2 separate regions of the Homo sapiens genome follow, and region 2 is linked to region 1. Evidence: read pairs that join two places in POLR2A ChIA-PET (ENCODE). Cell type or tissue: GM12878. All regions are shown on one strand. Links, peaks and the distances in the headings refer to the core of each region. The heading gives the core; the rest is flanking DNA.

Region 1 (8,184 bases), core at 1,879-6,878:
GAACAGGTCTGAGGCCTACACTTTTAGTACCACCAGTGTGGAAGGCCTGGCCAAAGCTTTAGCTCCAAAAATACCTGGTCTTTTCTCAGTCTCTTACTATCTGTGTGACTTTGTGACAATTCACTTTTTTTTTATTTTGAGACGGAGTCTTGCTGTCACCCGGGCTGGAGTGCAGTGGCATGATCTTGGCTCACTGCAAGCTCTGCCTCCCGGGTTCATGCCATTCTCCTGCCTCAGCCTCCCAACTAGCTGGGACTACAGGCGCCCGCCACCATGCCTGGCTAATTTTAGTATTTTTAGTAGAGACGGGTTTCACTGTGTTAGCCAGGATGGTCTTGATCTCCTGACTTTGTAATCTTCCTGCCTTGGCCTCCCAAAGTGCTGGGATTACAGGCATAAGCCACTGCACCCAGCCCTTTTTTTTTTTTTTAAATACTTTAAGTTCTGGGGTACATGTGCAGAATGTGCAGGTTTGTTACATAGGTTTACACGTGCCATAGTGGTTTGCTGCACCCATCAAACTGTCATCTACATTAGGTATTTCTCCTAATGCTATCCCTCCCCCAGTAGCCCCCCCAACAGGCCCTGGTGTGTGATGCCCCCATCCCCACGTCCATGTGTTCTCATTGTTCAGCTCCCACTTACGAGTGAGAGCATGTGGTGTTTGGTTTTCTGTTCTTGTGTTAGTTTGCTGAGAATAATGGTTTCCAGTGTCATCCATGTCCCTGCAAAGGACAGGAACTCATCCTTTTTTATGGCTGCATAGTATTCCATGGTGTATATGTGCCACATTTTCTATATCCGGTCTATCATTGATGGGCATTTGGGTTCCAAGTTTTGTGAACAGTGAATGCTATTGCTATTTTGAACAGTGCTGCAATAAATATATGTGTGCATATGTCTTTATAGTAGAATGATTTATAATCCTTTGGGTATATACTCAGTAAGGGGATTGCTAGGTCAAATGGTATTCTTAGTTCTAGATCCTTGAGGAATCACCACACTGTCTTCCACAATGATTGAACAGAAGCACAGACTATAAGGCAAAAATTGTTGATCTGACTACAAAGACATTAAAGATTTTTGTTCAACACAGGCACAATTGACAGTGTTAACAGATGTGTACCATACTAGGGGAAAATATTTTTAAAGTTTAAAATAAATGAGATTAATACTTAGATTATAAAAGCAATTCCTACTAACAATTAGAGAAAAAAATAGGAAAATGGGTGAAGGATGTGAATAAGAAATGCAAAAAAGAAGAAATCTGAAGGACTACAATTAGATCAAGAGATTCTCAACCTCACCAATAAGAAGAGACATAAAAATCAAAGCAACAATAATATACCATTTAATACTCATTCAATTAGCAAAAGTTAAAAAGTTACACGACTTCAAGTTTTCAACAAGTTGGGGGAAACAGAAACCTACATAAATGGCTGGTAGGAGTGGGAGCTGGCACAATCTTTCCAAAAAGTAAACCGGCAGCTTTTAGTAATTAGTTTCTGTGTACCCTACAATATAGCAGTCTCTCTCCTGGGAATGTGTCTGAGAGATTTTCACACAGGCCTGTAAGACACCACATAGAAAAATGAACACAGCAGCATTATTTGTTAGAGCAATAGTTGTCCATCAGCAGATGAAATAGAATTCAGCTGTCAGATGCGATAAACTAGTGAATATACATCAGAACATAACATTGAATAAAGAGATAAAAGAATATAATGAGACGCTGCGTATGATGTAAACTAAAAGCTTATACATGGCCAGGCGCGGTGGCTCACGTCTGTAATCCCAGCACTTTGGGAAGCCAAAACAGGGGGATCACAATATCAGGAGTTTGAGACCAGCCTGGCCAATATGGTGAAACCCTGTCTCTATTAAAAATACAAAAATTAGCTGGGCGTGGTGGTGAGTGCCTGCAGTCCCAGCTACTCTGGAGACTGAGGCAGGAGAATCTCTTGAACCCGGGAGGCAGATCTTGCAGTGAGCCGAGATCGTGCAACTGCACTCCAGCCTGGGTGATAAAGCAAGACTCCGTCTCAAAAAAAAAAAAAAAGAAAGAAAAAAAGCATATACACAAAACACTACTAGATATCTTTCACAAATACGTATGTATCAAGAGTATGAAGAGACATACATTAAACATCTTAGAGGGAATGTATACTAAGTGGTAAGGAATGGGAATAGGGAATGAGAGATGAAGGGGAAAACTAAAATAAACTAAGAAAGGGGCTTTATGGGATCAAACATAAGAGTGTGCCAGGAATTGAAATAAGAGTATGAATAAATGAAATCTCTGAATCTAAAATCCAAAAAGTTAAAAAAACAAAAAGGCACACATAATATGGAACAGGTTGCTATAAGAAGGCACACTTGGTCTCTGCATAAGTTTCTCCTAAGCACATGGGAACACATGAGCCTCACAGGATATAAAGTGCAAATCAAGACCCTGTTCTTAAATTCATGAACTATGATTCTCTTTAGACTGTTCTCCTTCAATCTCTTGAAGCTCTTTTCAGTTCTACAACAGTGGTGATAATTAGCCAAGTGGGGAGGGGAGGGCATAATTCCACTTTTCCTGAGAAGCTGGTGACAAAGATTCCCCCTGGCAGAGGTATTTTAGAAACATTGATTGTGTTCTTGTATTTTCCATGTTTCCCTCTATGTGCTGGCAGTAGCAAATGTCTTTATCGTGGCTGTCATCCAGAGAATTCGAAGCCAGAGCTCTGCTCTGGGCATACATCCAGAAGAGTGATGTGGATTCCATGGCTGAAGAGCCCCAAAGTTTAAGGAGGGCCCAGAGGTTATGCTGACTGCCTCTTCAAGCCTTTACAAGTTGAAGAGGGAGAAAAGCTGAAAGCCCTTGGTCTTTCTCAAGGCCGTGTGCGGCCTTACTTTGATTTTTGTTCTGGGACAGGATGCCTAGATGTTTAGAAGTGTTTTAAGAGCAAGAGGTCAAGCATCACTCTTGAGGGGCCAGAGTATAGTGGGGAGACTATACATCTGTGTTTTAGATTTTGCTCTACCTCCAAATTGGATATGAAGATTAATTGGGTAGAATTTTCTCAACCCATTGCATTCCTTACCATTTAGTGTACATTCACTCTGAGATGATGGCTAGAATTTCATGAGCCCTGTGTTTATGAAACGACTGAAGTGTGTTCATCTTTTTAGCACAGAAGAAACACCACTCATTGACAAAGAAGCAGCTACTCACGAAGAGGGATAAAAAGCATCTGAAATTCCTTCCAATCTCACATCAAATGTCTTCCAATACACTGAAAGTCCCATTATTTTTATTGATAGTAAAAATTTTCATGTTAAGTATTTATAGTTATTATTTATAAACAAAATTTTATAGTTTTAACCAAATTGCTAAGAAGCTATTATTCCCATTTTATAAGTAAAGAATGGTCTTAGCAAGAGAGGTTACCCTCCTTGACCAAGATGACACAGCTAGGATATAGCAGAGCCAGGATGCAAGCCAGGTCTACATGGATGCATGTGTACAGCTTTATAGCTTATTAGTGTTGCTATTAAAAGCTTTCGCTAAGATAATACATATATTTTATGCAGCAACTTGGAAACTAAGACATTCTCAAAACTTCTGTAAGATTATTTTTTTAATTTTTAAAAATTTTTTGTGGGTACATAGTAGGCATATATATTTATGGGGCACATGAGATACTTTGATGCAGGCATGCAATGTGTAATAATCACATTATGGAAAATTGTGTATCCATCCCCTCAGTATTATTAATTGGTTCAAACTAGGCAGATATGATCTCAAAACCAGATCCTTGAAAGAATGAAGCACAGAAAAATTTAAAAGCTTTCAAGCTTTGGATTACTCATCACCTATAGAGCAAAATAGTGCCCTGCAAATAAGAGACCCCCTCAATACAAATTCCCGTCCCCTCCTGCCTAGCTTGAGGTGCACAGTAGATTGTGAGGGACAGAAGACTGGATACCAGAGGCCTTGGAATGTAGGAAAGGGGACACAAAAACCGAAGGCAGTCTGAAAAGGTGATAAGAGATCTTCCATGGCAAACAGAACCTGTTTTTCCATTCTTCCCGAAGGTCAGGCCTTACTCTGTTGACGCAAGGGCTGTTTTCTGTGTCATTTTCTAGCTAAGGCTGATGGTCCCTAAGCACGGCACAGATTTTGATTCTTTCTCATCACTTCAAGGTCTATCTAAAGATTCTGCTGAGAAGGAGCTTATAATTTTTGCATTGTTATGGGTTAAACATATCAACTTTCATTTGATAGGCAAAATGCCCTGTGATAACACGTAACAATAATTACAGTTGCAGTAATAGCAACCATTAAGGAAATGTTTAGTATGTGTCAAATGCTGTGAAAAGTGCTTTATATATATACATCATCTCACATGATCCCCTCAACAGCCCTCAAAAGATGATATCATTACTTCTACTTTACATAATTGAAAATAAAGGCCGGGTGCGGTGGCTCATGCCTGTAATCCTAGCAGATTGGGAGGCTGAGTTGGGCAGATTGCTTGAACCCAAGAGTTCAAGACCAGCCTGGGCAACAAGGTGAAACTGTCTCTACAAAAATATACAAAAATTAGCCAGGCTTGGTGGCACACACCTGTAGTCCCAGCTTCTCGGGAGACTGAAGTGGCAGGATTGCCTGAGCCCAGGAGCCGGAGGTTGCAGTGAGCCAAGATCATGCCACTGCACTCCAGCCTGAGTGACAGAGTAAGAACCTGTCTCAAAAAACAAAGCAAAAAAACCCCCCAAAAACAGTCAAGTAATTTCCCCTTGACCATCTATCTAATGCCTGGTGGAACTAGAGCCAATTTACTTCAGACTCCAAATACCATATTATTGACCCTTATATTTTAACTTTGTTACTAATACCCTAATCATCTATGATCTAGGGAAACTGAGGCACAAGGTGTTGATTCATTAAGGTAACAGTTTGGAGTAGATGGGGTGGACTTGTGATTTAAAAACATAAATTTTGCTTCTTAATTGTCCATTCATTCATGTAACTAATATTTATGATGAGGAACAATTAATGCTGCATTCTATTTATTAGTAAAAATATCTGCAGTAAAGTATAACTGAACATCATAAACATGTTAATAATAAATAACAAAATAAATATTAAATGCAATCATAAATGATATTTCCTACACAACTTATTGCTTTCCTTTAAAAAGCCTTCTTCAGTTTCCTCTAAACCATCATTTTTTAATCTGAGGCCCCACAGGATTCATAGATAAAATTTGAGGAAGGGAAGGGGTGATGTACATGGAGTTGGTTTGGAAAAAACTGACCTTTTTATTTCACTAACATCTAATTGAAATTTGCTGTTCTTCAATTACAAATATTGGCAACAAACTACTGTAGTATTTAGGAATATCTCCAACTTAATCACTATGCATATTTTAAAGTATTATTTTGCAGCTGTTACAGATATCTTGAAATAGCATTGATGTTCATCTCTATTTGGAAACTATAATTGTTATTAGATATACTGCTACATATATTTATCTAATACTTTAATAAAGACATATATTCCTATAGCATAAATATTTTAATATTTGATAACTGCATTTCAATGTAATTTGTCTCTTTTGCAACCTTACGCCATTTATGTATTTGACAACAATATTGAGGAAAGTCCATGGACTTTACCATAAAAAAGTTTGAGAATTCCTGTTCTAAGTCATGTAATAGAGGTAAACTTTCTTGTAAACAGGAGTTGGAGTGCATAGAGGATAACTGTGCCTGATCTCTGCAGAGCAAGAAGGTCCTAAGCCTGAGACCACTCCTGTCCATGGACAGAAAACTCAGCAATTGGTGTCTGTCCAAATATTGACTGAGACTCAGGGCCCTGCAGTGTTGGCTGGTCATTCAGGAGTTTCGTACTGACACCTGGAGAGCTTTTAAAAATACCTATACCTTAAATGAAATTAATGAAATCAAAATCTCTGGAGGTTAGGCCTGGGCATTGGCATATTTTTAATAACTCTAGGTGACTCCAAGGTGTTGTCAGGGTGACAACTATTGGATTCAATTATAAAAGGCCTTGTAGACTGTGCTAAAAAGTTTACATTTACAAAAAATCAAGGAGGTTTAAAGTAGGGAAGTGACGATGAAATTTGTGTTTTAGAAGTGTCATCCTACTCATATAGTCTGGAAGATGGAATAGAAAACTACAAAGCAAGATTCAGGCAAAGAGGTTATTGCAATAATCCAGATGAGAGATGAAGATTAGCAATGGTAAACTAAAGCAGTGTCATTGAAGATGCAGGGGTCAGGATAGATGAATATTAATTGAGAATATTAAGGCAATAAGTTGATTGCATGCAGGGTGTAAGGGAGAAGGAGGAACAATTGGTGACTGGAGGTTTCTGGCTTGACACAATGGGGAGATGTGGTAATATTCCCCAATAAATGGAATGCAGGAAGAGCAGTGGGAATGAGTGAGGAAATGATACAAATATGAGTTGAGTTGGACAGGACACCCATGTGGGCATGTCCAATAGTCCACTGGAATGATGGCTAGAAGCTGAAAAGAGAGGTGTGAGCTGGAGATAATTATTTAAGAGTCACCAAGCCCAGAGAGTAGCTGAGATCAACAAGAGAGAAGAAAGTGAAGGATGGACCCCTAATAGATAATCATATTCAAGGTACAGGCTGAGAAAGGGAAGCTGTCCTCCAAGACAGAGAAACAGCAACCTAAGATTTGAGAAGAAAAGCAGAAGGCAATGGCATCTAATGGAAAAGGGGAGAAACTTTCATAAAAAAGAGGTGATCAGGAGATCCCAAAGCTACAGAAAAGTAAACGATAATAGAGAGTTATGGATAATCTCTTTTTTGAGTAGAAGTTAGGTATCAAGCACTTCACAACTCTTTCAGTGAGGAATTTGGGGGCAATAACTACAATAAAAATTCTGATTTTAATCATAAGAACTTCTATTGTTTCATATATCAAGAAGTCTGTGGAGAGAAGACTCCCATGATAGTACACTAGGGCTGATTAGGATTTACTCCTGAGCTGGGCTAGGGTCACCATCCAGGAGGGTATCCAGCCACCTATAAAAATTTTAAGTTTTTCTTAACCAGTAGAAAGGAGGAAATGAATGTTGGATAGGCAACAAATAGTGTCTGCTACAAATGTTTTTCTTCACGTGTATCCTCGCAATGGTTGTGCAAGGTAGAGATTATTACCTCCTCTTTTACAGATGAGAAAACCAGGGGAAGCAGAGGTAAGAACCTGTTCAAGAAGGCACATCTCAGATGTGGAAGAACCATGATTCAACTCGAGTCTGTCTGCTTCCCAAGACTGTGGTATTTAAACAGCTTATAATGAAAATTCCTTCTATAGCTCCCCATAAAAGGGCACACAGTTCTTTCTTAACGTATTATTTCAGGCATTCATTCACCATTGATGTATTTGTGAAGGTGTTCTCTCTAAATAAACTATTGGGACCTTACTTGACTGTGACTTCATCAGTTTATGACTAATTATTTCTCCAACTTGTCAAGATTATTCAGAATTCTAATTTTACTCTGCAAGGCGTTAGTCATTTCTTATACTGCAGGATTAACCAGAGAGAGACACCCTCTTAATAACATGTTTCAAACTGTTACTGCAGATACCTGTGAGCTGGGTGGCCAGGACTACTCCCGGAGCGTGATTCATGGTGCATCCACCTCACAGTACAGTGGCCTCTGGGACTGTGTTTTCCTAGCTTGCTAGCAAGTTTGCTGCAATACAGTCATATGTCATATTGATGATAAGATAGGCAATATTTATTACTTATTTTAGCTATAGAGCAGCTTATCAATCTACCACAGAAGAATATTAAATTGGTTTACATAAAATGGTTTTGAAACTGGTTTATCCTAAACATCTGTGATCATCCACGTTAGCAAATTCATCATTTGAGTTTCTCTAGGGTCTTTCCAGGAAACCGGGACACAGTGATTGATCAACCGTGTCCAAGAAATCTTTCTTTACTTTCTCTTGTTTCCCTACATCTTCTTTCTTTTCCTGACACACCTTGCCTTTTATTCATTCCTCTGAATCTCTTTTCCATAAGTAGTTTAGCTAATTTAGCCCTGGAGCCATGCTTAGTGATGAAATAGGCACAGACTTAGAGAATACTCGATTACTGATTGATTATTAACCTTCCAGCTTCT
Region 2 (5,000 bases), core at 1-5,000, 350 kb before region 1:
ACCTGCCTTTGGTCCCCATCTCTTGAGAAATAAGGAAGATCCTCCATGTTTAGCTTTAGTAAGTGTTGATAGCACAAGGGGGAAAAGGCTTGAGGGAAAGGATTTTGTTTCTTTAGGTTTATAATGTAGCAAGTTCATCATTTCTCAATCTACATGTGAGTTTAAAGTATTTAAACTAGAATGTAGCCATTTCAACCTTGTAAGTTATTCAAATGCACAGCTGCTTGCACCTGTCATTTAATACATCTGATAAATCACTAGATCAAATCTCTAAATAGGAATCATTTCCCATGGAAACCTCCAGGAAGGTACCCATATGACTGAGAAGGGCACAGGAAGCAAAGAAATGCTTTTAAATGTAGCCATGCACAAATCATGTGTCTCCTATACATTCCGAGTTGAAAAGTAATTTCCAATTTTAAAAAAAATACACAGAGGTATGAATTCATACATACTCACACGTATATGTACACATAAACACACACATATGTATGCATACGCACATATATGAGATAGAAATTTCTCCTTTAAGTGCCACTCTGTAGGACCTAAGATATTTCTGGATTTTGTTTGTTTATTTTTGTTTTACATCTGTGAGTTGGTATCAACTTACCTAGCAAAGTAAGGGGAGAGGCACAGAAAAAAGGCGCCTTTGCACTTTCTGGAAACTAGCCACCTTTGACTCACCTTCTGCCTCCAGCTCCCAGACTCAGGCTCTGAGATTAGCAAGGAATAAATCTCCCTGCCTGCAGGCAGGGTCACATTCACACCCTCCGACACTCAGAATCTGCTCCCTTTACAAAGTCTTAGAAAACTGAATCCCCGGACTGTCTCTACAGCCAATCTGGATGTTTACCAACACTCAGGGTAAAGAAATCATTCCTCCTGTCTAAGCTAAATGCCGTGAACTCTGATTTAGGCTCTTCTCTGATCCGTCCTCTTCTTCCTGTGGCTGTATATTCACTTTCAGGCAAGCAGGGAGTTATTTAGTTCAGTTGACCTATCTTTAAAAATGCATATTCCATAGGGGCAAATCCTTGGTATTTTGTATAGCTCATAATTGTGCTTATTCTCAATACAATAAAGGAAAGGTGCCACTTTTATAAAAGAATAACATAAACAAATAGATAAATCCTAGTATTTTACATTAATTATGCTCAAGGCCAAACTGAAGAGCAAGTACATATAGTATATTTGACTTATCTAGATATAAAACATAACATTTGTTAAGTAATATCCTGAAACAAGACACTGCATTCTACATGACATTTGATAAGATCTACTCATGCATGTATGTGGGAAAAAGCTGGATGATACATCCCTGTTCCCTTCATCTCCCCAGCTTCTCACTAGTCTTGACTGCATCCGACAGACCAGCTGGTCATCAGATTACTAGCATGAGAGCACTGACCAACAGTTAAGAGCAACCAGTCCAATAACCCCATCAGATTTTATGGTAGAAGTGGACCTGTCAGGCTACTGCTCTTTCCACCCCACTTTCTATGACCCTTGGGTGAATGCAGCAAAAAATCCTTAAATGAAGCTTCACAAATCCAGCTTTTTTTTTTCCCCCACCATCACTCCCACAGATTTGTTACCTGGTCCTTCCTACTTATCAGGTCTCTGTTCTGCTTATTCATCATACAATGGGCATACAATGTAAGATCTGTTTTTCTGTGGCTCCAAGAACATTTTAAAGTAAATCATTAGGTTTCCTGTGTACCCAAGAGATGACTTACTAGTTGTACCCTTGTCTTTAGAAATAAAGAAATCACCACCTGGGTAGTTGAGTTGTTGAAGCCAAACAGAGTTCCCCCCACAAACCCTTTACCAAGTCATAAGGCTGTGCAGTAGCTTTTGGAAATCTAATTGCCACCAATGCTAACTCATCCACAAATTCTGGGACCAGGTAGACAGGATCCATTTGAGGGTGGGAAGGGAGGAGGAGAGGGAAAGTGAGAGACAGCTGGGTGTATACAGATACATCGCGTCAGCTGAGAGATTACAAAGCAGTGTATTCTAACTGGAAACACCTTACTGGCACTTTGCACTAACAACCCCTCCAAAGTATAAGGAAGCCAAATGTTTCTAATTTCCCCTTATTTCTCCTTTGAAGTGTGAGTGAGAGATAGTAATACAAGTATGAGGTAGTTTGCGGGGGGTGGAAAAATTAGGTATTCTGAGACTGACATAATGACTTCTCAGGAATTTTACTTAATCAAGCTGAGATAGAATGATAATGACTCGAACCCTAATGGGTTTTTTGTTTGTTTTGTTTTTGGTTTTTTTTTTTTTAGATGGAGTCTTGCTCTAGTTGCCCAGGCTGGAGTGCAGTGGCACGATCTTGGCTCACTGCAACGTCTGCCTTCCGGGTTCAAGTGATTCTCCTGCCTCAGCCTCCCAAGTAACTGGGATTAGAGGTGCCTGCCATCACGCCTAGCTAAGTTTTGTATTTTTAGTAGAGATGGGGTTTCACCATGTTGGCCAGGCTGGTCTCAAAATCCTGACCTCGGGTGATCTGCCTGCCTCGGCCTCCCAAAGTGCTGGGAATACAGGTATGAGCCACTGCGCCAGGCCCCTAATGAGTTTTAAGATTAGATATTTCCTCTTTACAATCAAGATGAAACTGAAACTGCTGGTGGTGCCAGTGTGGTCAGCTGGTCTGCATCCACCCCACTTCTCCTGCCCGATTCTGATTACCAACAAGCCAAGAATATGACCCTTTGAAAATGTGTCTGCTAGCACTGAGCCGTCTATACTTCAGAGCTAAACAAACAGCCACCCACAACCTTAAAAGAGAGAACAGCAGCATACATTCATACCTGCCTACCAGGAAGCAAGCCAGCTGGGAATCTCCCGGACCCACCGATTGACACACAGTGACCTTCATTTCACTCCACTGTTGCTAAGTGAGCCTGAGGTGGGGGAAGGGCAATGGCGGATGTGAAGAAGAGACTTTTCCATTACACCACTGGGCAGGCAGCAAGGCAAGCAGGGTCAAATCAGGGCCAGGGCTTGGTAGCCTGAGTGTGTGTGTATATCCATGAGCATGCGTGTGTGTGCACGCTTGCATGTCCGTGGGCATGCACGTGGGTGTGCGTGCCTGTGCCTGCTCAGCCCTCTCCAGCATAGCTAATTGCTGCGTCTCTCCCCAGATCCAACTGCATCAACAGATGAGAAGCGATGCTGCAGAGCAGCACTGCAGGACTGCCTAAGGGGGTCTCCTCTGGAGAAAAGCTTGGCAGGCGCTAACCCAACAAGCATGGGTTTGTTAAAGGGAGAGACTGCACAACAAATACAATGCCATTTAAATTCACTTTAAAATTTTTAAAAACATGTTTCCCAAATGTCTCTTAAACATTTCCATGGAAAGCTAAGGTTTTATTGACTCCATGAAAATCTAAGTGTGCAAAGCATCCCTGTCATATCTGGAAATTTAGTGTCCAAAAAGAAGAAACTGCTGCTTCTAGTAGAAAGATAGGGCTATAAAAACCCTGGACCAGGTGCGGTGGCTCACGCCTGTAATCCCAGCACTTTGGGAGGCTGAGGCGGGTGGATCACCAGAGGTCAGGAGTTTGACACCAACCTGACCAATATGGTGAAACCCCATCTCTACTAAAAATACAAAAATTAGCTGGGCATGGTGGCGCGCACCTGTAGCCCCAGCTACTCGGGAGGCTGAGGCAGGAGAATCGCTTGAACCCAGGGGGCAGAGGTTGCAGTGAGCCAAGATCATGCCACTGCACTCCAGCCTGGGCGACAGAAGAAGACTCCCTCTTGAAAAAAAAAAAAAAGAAAAAAAGAAAAAAACAGAAGTTGCTCTCAACAGTTACCCTACACTTAATACCATTGGTTTTGCCACCATAAAGTACTATTTGCTTTATATATGTTTATCATCTCATTTAGTTCTCACAGAGCATATGATTCCCCACCCCCCTTTTTTTTCTTTTTTTTTTTTTTGAGATGGAGTCTTCGCTCTGTCACCCAGGCTGGAGTGCAATGGCACAATTTCGGCTCACTGCAAGCTCCGCCTCCCGGGTTCACGCCATTCTCCTGCCTCAGCCTTCCGAGTAGCTGGGACTACAGGTGCCCGCCACTACGACAGGCTAATTTTTTGTATTTTTTAGTAGAGACGGAGTTTCACTGTGTTAGCCAGAATGGTCTCGATCTCCTGACCTCATGATCCGCCTGCCTCGGAAGTGCTGGGATTACAGACGTGAGTCACCACTCCTGGCCCCACCCCTTTTTTTTTAACAGGAGACTTAAAAAAATTTTTTGTGTGTGTGTGGATATGGGGTCTTGCTATGTTGCCCAGGCTGGTCTTGAACCCCTGCCTTCAAAGGATCCTCCTGCCTCAGTCTCTCAAAGTGCTGGGATTACAGGCATGAGCTACCACACCGGCTGCAACACGACTTTGTAAGGAATATCATGTGCATTAAACGGCCACCATTGTTCAGGGCCAAGAAGCTGTACACATTCACCATTTTTTCTTACATTTCACTTCCATTCTGTAGTTTAGTCTCTCCTCTCAGATTTCATGTTTGGCCTCTCAGTTTATCCAATATTATCGCCATACAGGCCCAAATACACTCACTGCACAATTGCCACTGCTTGATATGGCCACATTCACACGTTATTGAGAAGAGATCCAACTACAAGGTATTCCGGTGTACAAAGGGCAGTCAATACCCAGTCAGGCTGGATTTGCATTCATGCCTCAAATTCAGCTGATAATATTATTAGTAAGTCTTTATATCTTTAAATCATATGCAAACTTTCACACCCACTAGGTGTATCTAACTCAAATTTACAATTTTCCCTCTTTAACTAAACATGAAAATGGAGGCTTTAAAGATACTAATGTGAAGCCAAAAAATTGTCAGGGTATTCTTAAACACACTGTTTGTCTGCATACTTAAGGAGTTATTTCCTATGCAAAATACAAACTTCTAACACGTACTCTGAAAAATGCCAAGGAGGGTCCTTGGCATTGAAAAATG

What was found. Peaks named below come from ENCODE experiments on the same cell type or tissue, not always from the same donor. Only the 100,000 strongest peaks of a DNase experiment are listed, where the experiment ranks them.
Region 2: POLR2A ChIA-PET joins it to region 1 with 7 read pairs; 5 of 35 experiments call an interaction of 5 or more read pairs at or near these places.

Annotation. Positions count from the first base shown.
Region 1 is chr1:168,762,656-168,770,839 of GRCh38, reverse strand. LOC124904452 (a long non-coding RNA gene) reads left to right here. Exons shown (of 2, transcript XR_007066725.1): 2 at 7,224-7,475. Among named protein-coding and RNA genes, the nearest start is that of LINC00626, 20 kb to the left of the region's middle. In GM12878, for the core only: no CTCF peak of the experiment used is centred there; no DNase peak of the experiment used is centred there.
Region 2 is chr1:169,114,146-169,119,145 of GRCh38, reverse strand. All of the region lies in intron 2 of ATP1B1 (ATPase Na+/K+ transporting subunit beta 1), which reads right to left. Among named protein-coding and RNA genes, the nearest start is that of ATP1B1, 10 kb to the right of the region's middle. RefSeq lists enhancers at 2,554-2,743, 2,350-2,969, 4,573-5,000, 4,968-5,000. In GM12878, for the core only: no CTCF peak of the experiment used is centred there; a DNase peak (open chromatin) is centred at 2,875; H3K27ac peaks cover 211 bases.